Linked DNA regions of Homo sapiens: regions 2 and 3 are each linked to region 1. A link is a contact called in ENCODE Hi-C or POLR2A ChIA-PET data. All regions are on one chromosome and are shown on one strand. The core of a region is the stretch at or near the end of the contact, and the rest is flanking DNA. Distances in the headings are between cores, read along the strand shown.

The links. A loop is a pair of places that touch in the nucleus more often than their neighbours do. ChIA-PET counts read pairs that join two places held with the same protein, here RNA polymerase II (POLR2A). Pooled maps may share reads with other maps.
Region 2: a map of ovary shows a loop between it and region 1 (7-fold over the local background). The contact joins the promoter of RNF4 here to the promoter of MYL5 in region 1. A Hi-C loop is called at or near these places in 1 of 168 maps with a recorded cell type or tissue (ovary) and 1 of 50 pooled maps. POLR2A ChIA-PET finds 5 or more read pairs at or near these places in 1 of 52 experiments (activated naive CD4-positive, alpha-beta T cell).
Region 3: a loop to region 1 is called in a map of OCI-LY7, with 6 times the contacts of the local background. The contact joins the promoter of SLBP here to the promoter of MYL5 in region 1. A Hi-C loop is called at or near these places in 2 of 168 maps with a recorded cell type or tissue (OCI-LY7 and ascending aorta) and 11 of 50 pooled maps.

Annotation. Positions count from the first base shown.
Region 1 is chr4:671,823-676,367 of GRCh38, forward strand. It overlaps MYL5 (myosin light chain 5), which reads left to right and starts at 2,720. Exons shown (of 9, transcript NM_002477.2): 1 at 2,720-2,861; 2 at 4,251-4,387. ATP5ME (ATP synthase membrane subunit e) reads right to left here and starts at 2,454. Exons shown (of 4, transcript NM_007100.4): 1 at 2,390-2,454; 2 at 2,090-2,144; 3 at 1,481-1,579; 4 at 614-697. The coding sequence starts at 2,425. The coding sequence ends at 678. RefSeq lists enhancers at 2,586-3,343, 3,221-3,290 and a silencer at 2,741-3,010.
Region 2 is chr4:2,466,755-2,471,299 of GRCh38, forward strand. It overlaps RNF4 (ring finger protein 4), which reads left to right and starts at 2,352. Exons shown (of 8, transcript NM_002938.5): 1 at 2,352-2,504. It overlaps LOC107986250 (a long non-coding RNA gene), which reads right to left and starts at 2,197. Exons shown (of 2, transcript XR_001741551.3): 1 at 1,646-2,197. RefSeq lists a silencer at 1,895-2,064 and enhancers at 2,215-2,574, 2,258-2,830, 2,875-2,994.
Region 3 is chr4:1,709,976-1,714,520 of GRCh38, forward strand. SLBP (stem-loop histone mRNA binding protein) reads right to left here and starts at 2,344. Exons shown (of 8, transcript NM_006527.4): 1 at 2,155-2,344; 2 at 1,899-2,015. The coding sequence starts at 2,213. RefSeq lists silencers at 1,721-1,840, 1,851-2,760 and an enhancer at 2,891-3,180.

The sequences.
Region 1 (4,545 bases), core at 1,470-3,969:
AGGCCAAGGGTTTGGGTTGTTGGCAAGCTCACAGCCAGGAGGGGCGAGAAGCCCAGGAAGCCTGCTGGGGAGGGAAGTGGCTCAGGCACCACAAGACCACCTCCCTGCACAACTCAAACAGCACTCAGGCCCTGTGCTCAGGAGGTCACATCACCAGACTTTTAGTCCCAAGTCTGACCTGGCCACTTCCTGGGATCAAAGGGAGGATTTGTGAAATGGCAGGTTGGGGCGAGGGGTTATTGTGGAGGAGGACCCAGCTTCCCAACTGTAAGGGCGTCAGTCAGTGCCTACCCCTCCCCATCCAGGGGTCTGGGCTGCTGAGAGCAGCAGCCTAGAACTCAGAATCAAGACAACCCCAGTACTCATGAGGCCCCCAGCTGACTGACTCCATTACAGACGGCCTTTGGGGCTCCCCACCTGGATGCCCCAGACAGAACAGGCAGCGCGCATCTGTCCTTCCCACTGTGTTTACATGATGCATTCTGGGTCTGTGAATGGTAATGTGGATTCTTTTGAAACCCCCTCCCTGTCTTCCACCTCACGTGAACTGGGAGGTGGACAGAACTTCAACCTAGGAATTCCACAACCAGCGACAGCAAATGAGGAGCCGGAGTATCACACAACACAGGAAGCTTTATTCATCCGCTGCTGGTCCAAAGAGTGGGTCGCAGGGTCACTCACTTTAATATGCTGTCATCTTGGGCCGGAAGGTTAGAAGAAAAGCACATGTTACCACTCAGGCAACCTAAAAAGACCACTTCAGCTTCCCAGTTATTTTTTTTTTTTTTTTTTTTGTTTTGAGACGGAGTCTCGCTCTGTCACCCAATGGCGCAATCTCAGCTCACTGCAACCTCTGCATCCCAGGTTAAAGCGATTCTCCCACCTCAGCCTTCTGAGTAGCTGGGATTACATGCACCCGCCATCATGCCTGGCTAATTTTTTTTAGACAGAATTTCACTTTGCTGCTCAGGCTGGAGTGCAGTGGCGTGATCTCAGCTCACTGCAACCTCCGCCTCCCGGGTTCAAGCAATTCTCATGCCTCAGCTTTCTGAGTAGCTGGGATTACAGGTGCCTGCCACCATGCCCGGCTGATTTTTTGTATTTTAGTAGAAATGGGGTTTCACCATCTTGCCCAGGCTGGTCTCGAACTCCAGAGCTCAGGCAATCTGCCTGTCTCAGCCTCCCAAAGTGCTAGGATTACAGGCATGAGCCACCGCACCGGGCCATGCCCGGCTAATTTTTGTAGAGACAGGGTTGCACCATGTTGGTCAGGCTGGTCTTGAACTCCTAACCTCAGGTGATCTGCCCGCCTTGGCCTCCCAAAGTGCTGGGATACAGGCATGAGCCACCACGCCTGGCCAGCTTCCCCATTTTTAAACAATCCGCATCTACTTAGCTCTGCTTAAATGTCCTCCTCCATTTTCCTTATCCCTGCACAAACCTGGGAGGGACAATCTATAAGAGCCAGTGTCACTCGTACCTTCTGCCAATTCTCTGGCAATCCGTTTCAGTTCATCCTGCTTCTTCTTCTCTTCTGCTGCTATCCTCCTCTCCTCTTCTGCCCGAGGTTTTAGGTAATCTGTTTGGCGGAATGCAGGAGAATAAAATTCACTGGAAATGCTGTACAAAAGGAACTGAGTCCACAGGTCAAGGTATCTTCAGCGACGCTGTAAACCAGACGCACCTGCTGTTCCCGCTCTTTATGTTAATGCGAGTCAACGCCTGACCTTCACCCTGACGAGTCCAACCCAGAGGCTACAGGGCCCCTGCTGCCCACCCGCTCACGCACTGGCTCACTCGTCCTCTGCGAACAGGGACTGCCTCCCATCAAGACCTCAGCACTCGAACAGCCATTTAGCACCCGTTTTCACCAAGAAGCAGCCGTTTTCGAGTCCCCCGCCCGGGCCTCAGAAGCCTGAGCTTTGGGTGAGCTGATTCCACTATCGGGGTCACGCTCGGTGGAGGACACGGTCCTGCAGCCTCGCATGCGTCCCAAGCCCCCTTCCAGAGCTGGAGTTCTCCAAATAGCACAGGAGCTCCACAGGAAAGCCGAGCAGACCCCGCCCCGGCCCCGCCCGCGGTCACTCACTGTAGCGCGTGGCTCCGTAGGCCACACCGAGGAACAGGGCGGAGTAGCGGCCGAGCTGCGAAAGAGGTTGGTCAGAGGCGGCGCGAAACGGGGCTCGCGGGACGGGGGTCGCGGGAGGAGGGGGGGCGGGGTCGCTGGGCAGAGGTCGCAGGAGGGGTGGGGGTCCGGTCGCCGGGCGAGGGTCACGGGGCGAGGATCATGGGGGCGGGGGCCGGGGGTCGCAGCCCGCGGGGTCGGAGCTGCGGGGCGGGACACGGGGGGGCCCAGAGCACTGGGCGGCGGCTGCAAAGCCTGGATCACCTTGATGAGCGGAGAGACCTGCACCGGTGGCACCATCTTGTCCCTGACCTCCGCACCGGAAGCACAACCTGCAGACGGAGCAGGATGCCGCACAAGCCAGCAAAGCCTTGGAGGCAAAGGCGGAGCTGGGCGCACGCATGCGCCGTCAGCGGCGAGAGAGCGGGGGGCCGCGCCCCCTGGCGACCGAAGGGTGACTGCGCGCCCCCGCGCGGCGGTGACGTCACGTGAGGCGCACGCGCACAAAGGCTGGGGAGTGCGCGGAGGATCATCGGCTGCGCCTGCGCAGTTGCTGCGTGAGGCGGGATCTGCGCCGAGTGGGCGGGGGGTTTCCTTTCCCCGCAGGGCTGGGGGTCCGCTGTTTCCCCGCGCTGCTGCCGAGGCCCCGCCGTCCGCGTCCTGGCCGTGTGTCCACACCCCAGACTGCGGGCCGGGGCGCACTCTGTCTTCTTGCGCGGAGCGTCGGAGGCCTGAGGTCAGGGCGGCTCGGGCGGGTCCAGCCCCGCGGACCGCGCCCACCCGAGGGTGGCCTGGGCAGGGACCTGGGGGTCCTGGGAGCGGAGTGTGAGCCGAGTGCAGGTGGCTCCCCGGGCAGGTCCTTCTCCTACAAGGCAGTAGTGTCTGTCGCCGGCCGGGCCGCGTTGGATTCCGCGGCCCGCGGGAGCATGGCCTCCAGGCCCCTCTTCCTGCGGCTGCTCTGCCCGGGAGCACGGGGCGCCCTTCATCCCGGAGCTGGAGCTTCCTCACCCCAGGATGCCCCATCACTTCTGTCCCGAAGAGGGGCTGGGATCTTCTTGGGAAGACCAGCCCCCAACAGAGGCTGCTCCCTGGGTCCCCCGACTCCAGGCCTCAGGACTCCACGGCTCCAAGGGCCTGCCCCGGCCCAGGCCTGGGGACCACTGAGCCCCACACTGGTCTTTGCTGGCCTCTGTCCACCTCCCGGTAGCTGTGTGTCTCCCACAGCTGCCCAGAGATGGGGCCTGCGGTGCCTATGCAGCCTCCCCGCTGTGCCCGAAGTGCTGACCCGCCAGCCCCATGGACACCAGGCTTGGAGTCTAGGCAGGAGCCTGGCACCCCCTCCACGTTCTGGGTCTTCCTGGCGGCAGCCATGCTGCCCGTGCTGGGCCACCCTCGGGCCCCCTTTGGCCCCATGCAGTAGTGACGCAAGGCCTCCTGTGTCCCCTCCTGGCCCTGCACTGCTACAGGCAGAAGCAACTGGAGAACTATGGCTCGGGTCTCGCTAAGGTGCAGCATCACAAACTCCAGGACTCTTGAAGCAAGCATGGGGAGGACCCGTGATCCTGGCGGCCTGGGCTACCTGTCCGGGCCTAAGTCGCCTCTGCCCCCTCTCCTGGCTTGCTCTGGGGTCCAGGGCCTGGGCCTCTCTGGCTGAGAAACTAGGAAGTCACTGGGCTCTGTTTCCTGAGCTGGGTATACCAAGGCCAGTCCTATAGGGCAGGGGTCCCCAACCCCCAGGTGCAGACCAGTACCAGCTTGTGGCCCGTTAGGAACCGGGCAGCACAGGACGAGGTGAGGGAGCATGATTGCCCGAGCTCCACCCACTTTCAGATCAGCCTGGGCATCAGATTCCCATAGGAGCGTGAACCCTACTGTGAGCTGCGCACTTGGATCTGGATTGCGCTCTGGTGAGAATCTAATGCCTGATGAACTGAGGTGGAATAGTTTCATCCCGAAACCTTCCTCCCCAACACGGAAAAACTGTCCTCCGTGAAACCTGTCCCAGGCGCCAAAAAGGTTAGGTACTTGCTGTAGGGCCACCTGATCTTTTCTCCAGCTTCTGTGAGGTTGGCTGGCAGTCCCTGAAGACTCCTGCCTGAGGCCTCTGCCTGAACCCTGTCCTCAGGGGGCCAGAAGCAAACTCCAGCCCTCCCCGTGTCTACTGCTCGCTGAGGAAGCCGCAGGTGCACACTGGATCCACAAGGCACAGAACCATCTTGGCCCTCGGCAAGCCCCCGCTTCCGCCAGGGCAGACGGCCTCAGGTGACAATGGGTTTTCCCTTCACTGGAGTTTAAAATAATCCAGACTCCTCAGCAACTCCTGCTTCCAGAATCAAAAATAAGTGTCTCTGGGGCCCAAGGTAGGGGGTGAGGGGGACATACCAGCAGCTTCCACCAGAGGTGGGGCGGGGCAGGGCACC
Region 2 (4,545 bases), core at 1,102-3,601, 1.8 Mb after region 1:
ACAGGTGAGAGCCACCATGCCCGCCCTAAATCTGATCATTTTTAACCACCATTTTGATTAATCATGTACGGCCCCATTTATGAACTGAAATTCTCTTAAACATTTTCAACTGCATTTATACACGTAGAATCTAATTTTATTTTTTAGCATTTCAGTTGTCTGCCTTATCAAGTATTAATATTTAAATAATTCTCATAGATATATTAAATGTCTTCATTTCTTTTAAACTTTTAAGTTCTCTTTGCTCCAATTATAATCACAAACTTCGGAAAATGTTATACCTTTCAACTTACAGTCGCTATCAAAAATCAAATACTTAGGGCAGGGTGTGATGGCTCATGCCTGTAATCTCAACACTTTGGGAGGTCGAGGTGAGCAGATAACTTGAGCCCGGGGCTTCAAGACAAGACTGGGCAACATGGCGAAAGCCAGTGTCTACAAAAAAAAAATACAAAAAAATTAGCCAGGCATGGTGGCACACACCTGTGGTCCCAGCTACTCAGGAGGCCAAGGTGGGTTGATCATCTAAACCTGGGGAGGTCGAGGCTGCAGTGAGTGAGTCATGATTGTGCCACTGCACTCCAGCCTGGCTGACAGAGTGACACCTCGTCTCAAAAAAAAAAAAAAAAAAAAAGACTGGGTGCGGTGGCCCACGCCTGTAATCCCAGCACTTTGGGAGGCCGAGGCGGGTGGATCACGAGGTCAGGAGATCAAGACCATCCTGGCTAACACGGTGAAACCCCGTCTCTACTAAAAAATACAAAAAAAAAAAAATTAGCCAGGCGTGGTGGCGGGCGCCTGTAGTCCCAGCTACTTGGGAGGCTGAGGCAGGAGAATGGCGTGAACCCGGGATGCGGAGCTTGCAGTGAGCCGAGATCGCGCCACTGCACTCCAGCCTGGGCGACAGAGCGAGACTCCGTCTCAAAACAAACAAACAAACAAACAAAAAACACAAATACTTAGATATTTTACATGAGAATTACATTTATCTATCAGATACTCTACCATGCCAGATTTCCTTACAATTACGAAAAATAGCAAACACATATTGTTTGTAAATGCAACACAAAAACGTTAATGCTCTGGTTTCTATCTGCCTTGTCATTCCGTTATTTGACTCCATTTTCGAGGTTAGAAACTCACTGTAAGGTGGCCGGGCGAGGTGGCTCACACCAGTAATCCCAGCACTTTTGGAGGCCAAGGAGGGTGGATCACCTGAGGTCAGGAGCTCGAGACCAGCCTGGCCAACATGATGGAACTCCATCTCTACTAAAAATACAAAGAAAATTAGCCGGGCGTGGTGGCAGGCGCCTGTAATCCCAGCTATTCGGGAGGCTGAGGCAGGAGAATCACGTGAACCCAGGAGGTTAGAGCTTGCAGTGAGCCGAGATCGCGCCACTAAAACAAACAAACTCACTGTAAGGAAACAATGTAACCCAAGGCATTTGGGGTGACCTTCACGTTGCCTGAGGGTGCCGAGGGACCAGAGATGCTGGCCATGGACTAAGGTCTGGGTATTCTCAGGCAGCAGGGACAAGGTGGGCTTTTTTCCTGGTTGCTAAACCCACGTCAAAGTCGAGCTCAGGGACTGGAGCTCAAGAAACCCACCGCCCATTCTCCAGTCCGACCGGGGACCTGCATGCACCTCTGCCGTGCTGCCCTGAGTCCTCCAATCCTCCACACTCTTCCTCTGTTATGTACACGTCTCCACCCAGGCCTGCAAAAGTCCCAGCTTCCTCGCAGGGGCAGGGACCCGCACGCCGGCCCAGGGCTTGGCACGCGGGGATGCTGAAACAGGGCCAGGCCTGGTTTCCAGCCGATCGTCAGAGTCCCAAGGCCCAGCAACCTTCCTCACAAAGGCCTCGTTAAGAGGCGAGGAAACAAGAGCCGGGAGAGGGGCGCGGAACGGCGGGCGGGACGAACGACCAGCTCCGCGCCTCCGGCCAGCTGCGTCGAGCCAGGGGCACCGCGGCTGTTGTGCGGCTGGAAATCTAGGAATGGGAAGGTTCGGGGCCTGCTCGGCTCCGGAGGCAGCTGGCGGGTCGTCCCTGGCGGCGTTGGAGCGGTCAGTGGCAGCCGGGCACGGGCGACCGGGTCGCCCGGGTCGCCCTCAGACCGTGACTCCCGAAAAACCTTGCGGGCGGGGCGCGCCCGCGCCGTCTCTTGCCGGAAGGTGCGAGTTAGTGCGCTCGATTGTGGGCGGGGGCGGAAAGAGGCGCGTTTTAAAGTGGTAACAGATGGTTTTCTTATCCAATAGGATTAAAAAATTTGTCCTTACCCGGCCGACCGCGGAAGTAGAGTAGGCGGGCGGCCAATGGGGACATGATGGGGGGCGGAGCCGAGGCCTCCGAAGCGGAAGTGGGTTGCTGTTGAGGCGGCGGCATCTTTCTCGAGGAGCTCTCCTGGGCGGCTGAAGAAGGAGCTTCTTCTCCGGAGTGCGCCGGCGGTGGCGCCTGCGGACCTAACTAGCTCCAGGTTAGGCCGAGCTTTGCGGGAAAGCAGCGGTAAGTCAGGGCCTTGCAGATGCGAGGTTTAGGCAGCTTCGCGGCCTACAGAGGCCTCGGCCCGCGCCTCTTGGGGGAGCCGCGCTGCGCGGCTTGACCCAGCCGAGGCTTTGCAGCCCGGGACCTCGAGCCAGCTCTGGTCGCTCGCACTGCCGTCCGCGCGGGCGCACCGAGCCCGGCTTGGCGCGGGCAACAGAAGTTAGGAGGTCTGCGTCTGGGTCTCGGCTCACCCTGGGGGGCCGCGGCCATGGGGCTTAGTTCCTAGCCTAGGAAGGGAAACTGAGACTCTGGGAGGGGCAGGAACGCCCCCAAGGTCACTTGGAAAGTCGGGCAGGATGTGCTGTTAGGGGGAAGACCCGGGCAGGGTTTTTGTTCCCCGCTGACGACGCCTCCTTTGTGTGTTCGCGCCGCCGCCCCGCCATCGTGGGGCCTGCGAGTTTGCCGGGGTGCGTGGGCCGCGTGGCGGGGCCTTTTGTAGGTCGGGAGGATCTGAGTACGGGTGCGGGCCTGACCGTGGGGGCGCCGAGGTCGCAGTCTAAAACTTAGTAGGGCCTCGATTTCCGGGCGCGCTTCCGGGCCCCGGCTGGTGGTTGGTGGAACGTGCGACTGTGAGGCTTGCGGCCCAGCCCTGCACCGCTCGGGCCCTTCACCGCTCTGGCGCGCCTATAGACAGGTGTATGAAGATTCTCACGACCCGAAACAGAGTTGCTAGTAAACACCGCTTTTCCGCCTTTGATCCATCGAGGGAAGAGGGAAAAGGATAGAGCTTGGGCAAGCCGTTTTGGTAGGGATTTCAGCTTTTGTCTTTCACTTGTCAGTTCCCATAGACGTTCACAAACTTAATAATCTTCGTTCTGTTTCTGCACCAAGTTCTTGAGCCAGACGTAGGGTCTCAGCTCTGGAGCCTGGCTTAGACTGTCCAACTGACTGGGGAGACTGAGGTCCAGAAAAGTGAAGTGGTCTGCCCAAGGTCACATAGCCAGCTATTTGGCAGCAGATGAGGTTAAGTCCTACCTGCAAGATTTGGGTTTTGAATTCATTGACCAGGAGTTTTGGGACCACTGTCAATAAAAGAGACATTGAAGGGAATCTTTTGTTACTTTCTTGGTGATTTGCTTTTTAATGGACAAGGACATATTGGGTTCAGTTTTATCTGTGAGTTTGAGGTGAAATAGAGGCATTCGAGTAGCAAGATATATTGCTGGCTTTTGTATTGCCTGAATTTGAGCTTCCAAAAATCTTACTTTAACACATCGTTTATTGATCTTTTCTTGAATTACTACCTTTGTAAGGACCTTTTGTAAACATTGTTTTTCTAATCTTCATGAAATCTTAATGCCATACGTAAACTATTTCTTTTTATATAATGTATGCACATCTGTGCTTTGTACATAAAATGAGTAAGATTTTTCACTCTCCTCAAGATCAAAGTAGCGTATTTTTGAGGTCTCCTGTATGCCAACCTTTCTGCTTGGAATACAGCAGTAAACAGTCGTGGTCCTCCTGTAGCTGGGTGAGGATGGAGGGAATAAGAGATAACTCATTTTATTGTGTTTTGCAAATACTGCCTTTTTTTTTTTGCAAGGTGAAGGTTTATAGCAAGGATTCATCGAGCAAGTCTGTAAATGCCAGCCATTTTTCCAACAGCATGTGCTCACTTTGTGTCTCTTGTGTCACGTTTGGGTAATTCACAATATTTCACACTTTTTTTTTTTTTTTTTTTTTGAGGTGGAATCTCACTCTGTCACCCAGGATGCAGTGCACTGGCGTGTTCTCGGTCTCACTGTAACCTCTGCCATCTGGGCTCAAGTGATTCTCCTGCCTCAGCCTCCGGAGTAGCTGGGATTACAGGCATGTACTACCACACCCAGTTAATTTTTGTATTTTTAGTGGAGACGGGGTTTCACCATATTGGCCAGGCTGGTCTCGAACGCCTGACCTCAAGTGATCCGCCTGCCTCGGCCTCCCAAAGTGCTGGGATTACAGGCATGAGCCACCATGCCCAGCCCCAAACCTTTTCATTGTTACATCTGTTATAGTG
Region 3 (4,545 bases), core at 1,094-3,593, 1.0 Mb after region 1:
ATTTTCCAACTGGTCCCCTGGCTCCCACCTTTATGAGCTCTTAACCTGTCTCTTCTCATTCCGGGTAAGTGTCGAGGCTGGTCCCCAACAATGGGGTTTCTCCATGTTAGTCAGGCTGGTGTCGAACTCCTGACCTCAGGTGATGGGCCCGCCTTGGCCTCCCAAAGTGCTGGGATTACAGGCAGGAGCCACTGCGCCCAGCCCCCTAGACCCAAGTCTCTAAATATCATCTCTATGTCCTGGTAACTCACTGTGCCTGAAGATGCCTCCCATGTAGACTCCTACACTCCGTTACCTTTCTTGACATCTCCTTTGCTTCTCTAAGCAGCTTCTCAAGCCTCACAACTTCCCATGCCTAGCTGCTCCAGCCCATCTTCTCTATCTTAGCAAATGGCCCCAATCAACAGCGTTCAGACCTAAAGGCTTGAGTCATTCTTGATGCCTCTTTCCTGTGTAAACCAAAAAGTGTCTGAGACAGGTCTCAATTGCTTTAGGAATTTAGCTAATGTTAAGGACATACCTAGAAGAACACGAAATTACAGAAAGAGTCTGTGGTCTGTGCCTTTCTCCAGAGATGACTGTCAGGGCTTCAATATTTAAAAGAGAAAAGTAGGTTGAAGGAGAAAGATCTACATGTTCCAAGAGAAAAGGAGCAGGTAGGGGAATAGTCAATTATGTATTCCTAGTGTGCTCAGTAAGTCGCCACTTAAAGTGAACAGAGTTCACCCGTGGAGATATTTAATCTTGTATCTGTAGGTATCTGCTTAGAAAAAAAAAAAGAAACACAAAGGTGGCCGGGCGCGGTGGCTCACACCTGTAATCCCAGCACTTTGGGTGGCCAAGGTGGGTGGATCACTTGAGGTCAGGAGTTCGACACCAGTCTGGTCAACATGGTGAAACCCTGTCTCTACTACAAATACAAAAAGTTAGCCGGGCGCGGTGGCATGCGCCTGTAATCCTAGCTGCTGGGGAGGCTGAGGCAGGAGAATCACTTGAACCCGGGAGGGGGAGGCTGCAGTGAGCCAAGATCGCGTCACCGCACTCCAGCCTGTGAGACAGAGTGAGACCCTGTCTTTAAAAAAAAAAAAAAAAAAAAAAAAGTAACGCAAAGGTAGTTTCTTGCATGATTCCGCGCTCAGCATAATTTTTTCCTTTTGGCACAGTGAAGTTGGGTCCGATTTTTTTTTTTCCTTTCACGCCTCCCATCCCCAACCCATCAGCAAGTCTCACAGGTCCTGCCTTCAGAAGCCTATCCCGAACCACGCATTTCCCTCCACCTTCACTGCTCCATCTCGGCCAAGTCACCACGCCTTTCAGGGAACTCAGGAGCAACAAGCCCCCAGTGCGGGACGAGCCACCCCAAAGCCCCTCGAGAAGTTTTCTCTAACCACAGCCCCGAAAAGCCCCGCCACTACGACCACTGGCACCCCTGCTTATTTCCTCCAGACCCTCCTCGGCCGTCCCACCCCATCAAGCCCTCCTTTCGCTCGCATCTCCACCCTCCCTGCACACTGCCTAACCCAGAAAATGGCCAAGCAGGTAAGCCCTGTCAACTCACTTCTCCTCGGGACTCGGGTGTCCCTGACTTCCACGTGTTCACGAGAAGCTCGTCAGAGACCCTGACCTCTCCCGGGAGCACAACACAGACTCGAACTGGCTAACTCGGGCTGACGCCGGTTCAGCTGACTCCCATCCTGGCAAGAGGCTTCCGGAGTGTTCCAGCGCCTCCCAGGCCTGCTGCGGCCGCCCCAGTCCACGGGCCGCGCGGAGACCAAGATAAAAGGACGCAGGGTGCCGACCTGACCGATCCCGGCACCGCGAGAGCGCGACGAGGTCCCTGGAGCCCGCGGCCTCGTCAAGGGCCCCACCGCGCCCCGACCCCCGGGTCCCGCGCCCACCTCTCGGGTCTGCGCTCGGCGCCGCGGTGCTCTGCCTCCTCGGCGTCTTCGGGCCTCCAGCGCCTGCCGTCGGCTCTGCGCTTCCGTCCCAGGCTCCATCGCGCGGGGGACGGCGGGCTGCGGGGAGGGACGCGGTCGGCTGGGCACGGGAGGTTCGGGACCGCCTTACAACCTCCGCCCTCCCACACCCCGGCCCCGCACAACCCCCGCCCCACGGGGCACGCGCTCCCTCGCCCGCCGCGCAGCCCGGCCTCACCTGGCGTCACCGTCGCAGCGGCTCTGATGCCTCGGCGGGCTTCGCGGGCGGCAGGCCATGGCAGCACGGGCCGGGCGCGCAGCGCAGGGCCGAGGCTGAGGCGGCGGCGGCGCGGGCAGAGAGCGCAGAGTAGAGCAGGGCAGGGCCTGAGGCAGAAACCCGCGTCCCCGCGCCGGCGCTCACGAGCTCTGCGCGCCCCGCCCCCAACCGCCTTTATGTGGGCGCCGGGCCCCGCCCCTCGGCCTCCCGCGCGCGCCGGGTCGGGCGAGACCATCGGGCCACGCCGCAGGGGTCCACTCAGCTGTGCGCGCCTCGCGAGCCGACTGGGGCTAGGGCGAGGCCTCGGGACCGCGGGCAGCCGCGAAGCCCGACTGCCCGGCCCTCGGCTCGGGAGCCAGATGGACGCCGTGGGCTGAGGAGAGGCCTGAGGAAAAGGTTGCCCCCACCCGCGGGATTGAGGCGGCCGGGCCGCCGCGGGCCTCTGCGACGCTGATAGGTCGCGCCTTGGCGGGCGGGGGCAGCTTTGGCGGGAGATTCGGCCGCGCGCGACGCGGCGCAGGTCGTGGGGGAAGGGTAAGCGGCACGTTTCTCGGCCTGGGTCGTGGCGCATCTCCCATTGGTTCCGGCCTGGGTGGAGCGCGGCTCTGCTTGGTTCCTGCCCAGGTGGGGGCGTGTCTCCTCCCTGGCGGGAACCCGGAACCCGGAACCCGGAAGGCGCGGCCTGTGGCGGGTACTGACTGCTTCCCACGGTCCCGTGGCCGCTGCAGGCCCCGTACGCGCCGTCTATTGTTTTGAGCCGCTTAAAGTTTTGGAGTAACCTTTTAGGTCGCAACAGTTGACAACTACACTGAGTCTTTCCGGTCCCACTGCCCTGGCCGTTGACCGCACACCGGCCACCGACTGAGCCGCTAGTTTCGGTTGCCGCTGCCTCCCTGCCCGTCCATGACGTCCTCCACTGTGTCGCCGGTGCATGACGCTCCCACCCTCTGCCTGGAGTTGACTGGGTTTGTATCCTGAAGAATCCCTGGCTCAGCAGGTAGGTTCCACCTGGAGGCGAGGTCCTGTAGATCCGCACCATCCCGTCCCGCTTCCCCGCCGTCACAGTTGCAGCTGACGGCCCCGCGGATCCAGCCAACTAGAACCCCAACGGGTGCACTACACCTGAGAACAGGTTCCCACAGCTTCCTGTTGGGGACAACGTGAGGGATGCAGGGGAGAGTGGAACCAGCCAAAAGAGTGGGCAGTGGGGTCAGGTCCAGGAGGCTGAGCCCCAGGGATGCTTGGGATCCCTCTAAGGCCTTACACCTCTGGGAGGGCCGGACTTTTGCACCTGCTGCCCTCAGGACTGTGCCTTGGTGCGTCCACCGCCCCCTTTTGAACTCAAAAAAGTCATCCTCAGACTAGGACGGACACATCCTGTCCCCTTCCTCCCCAGGCCCTGGGCATCCCATAACCCTCAACACTGTAAACTAAAAATAAAATCCTGGCAGGGCGCGGTGGCTCATGCCTGTAATTCCAACACTTTGGGAGGCCGAGGCGGGAGGATCATCTGAGGTTGGGAGTTCGAGACTAGCCTGACCAACATGGAGAAACCCTGTCTCTACTAAAAATACAAAATTAGCCTGGCATGGTGACGCATGCTTGTAATCCCAGCTACTCGGGTGGCTGAGGCAGGAGAATTGTTTGAACCCGGGAGGCAGTGGGCTAAGATTGCACCACTGTACTCCAACCTGGGCAACAAGAGCAGAACTCTGTCTCAAAAAAAATTAAAATCCTAAGCCCCCAACAACTGAATGGACCCCCTTGCGGTCAAGGGGACACCAGTGGCAATAAGATACCAAATTATGAATAGGACCTAAGGTCATGCCAGGCAAGGGTTAAGTCACACACCCTACATTTAAACTATATTCCTACTGCCACACTGCTTTTCTTTTCCTCTTAGTAGCTCAATAAGCACTGGCCTTGAGCTAAGCAATATTGGAACAGTGCAGTGGCCGAGATGATGGCTCATGCCTGTGATCCCAACACTTTGGGAGGCTGAAGCCTCCAAAAGGATTGCTTCAGGTCCAGAGTTTAAGACCAGCCTGGGTAACAGCGAGACCCTATCTTTACAAAAAACTTAAACAAAAAGGCTAGGCACTGTGGCTCACACCTGTAATCCCAGCATTTTGGGAGGCTGAGGTGGGAGGATCGCTTGAGCTCAGGAATTCGAGACCAGCCTGGGCAACATAGCAAGACTTCATCTTTACTAAAAATCAAAAAAATTAGCCGGCCATGGTGGTGTGTGCCTGTGATCCCAGCTACTCGGAAGCTGAAGTGGGAGGATTCCTTGAACCTGGGAGGTCAAGGCTACAGTGAGCCCAGATGGCGCCACTGCACTCCAGCCTGGGC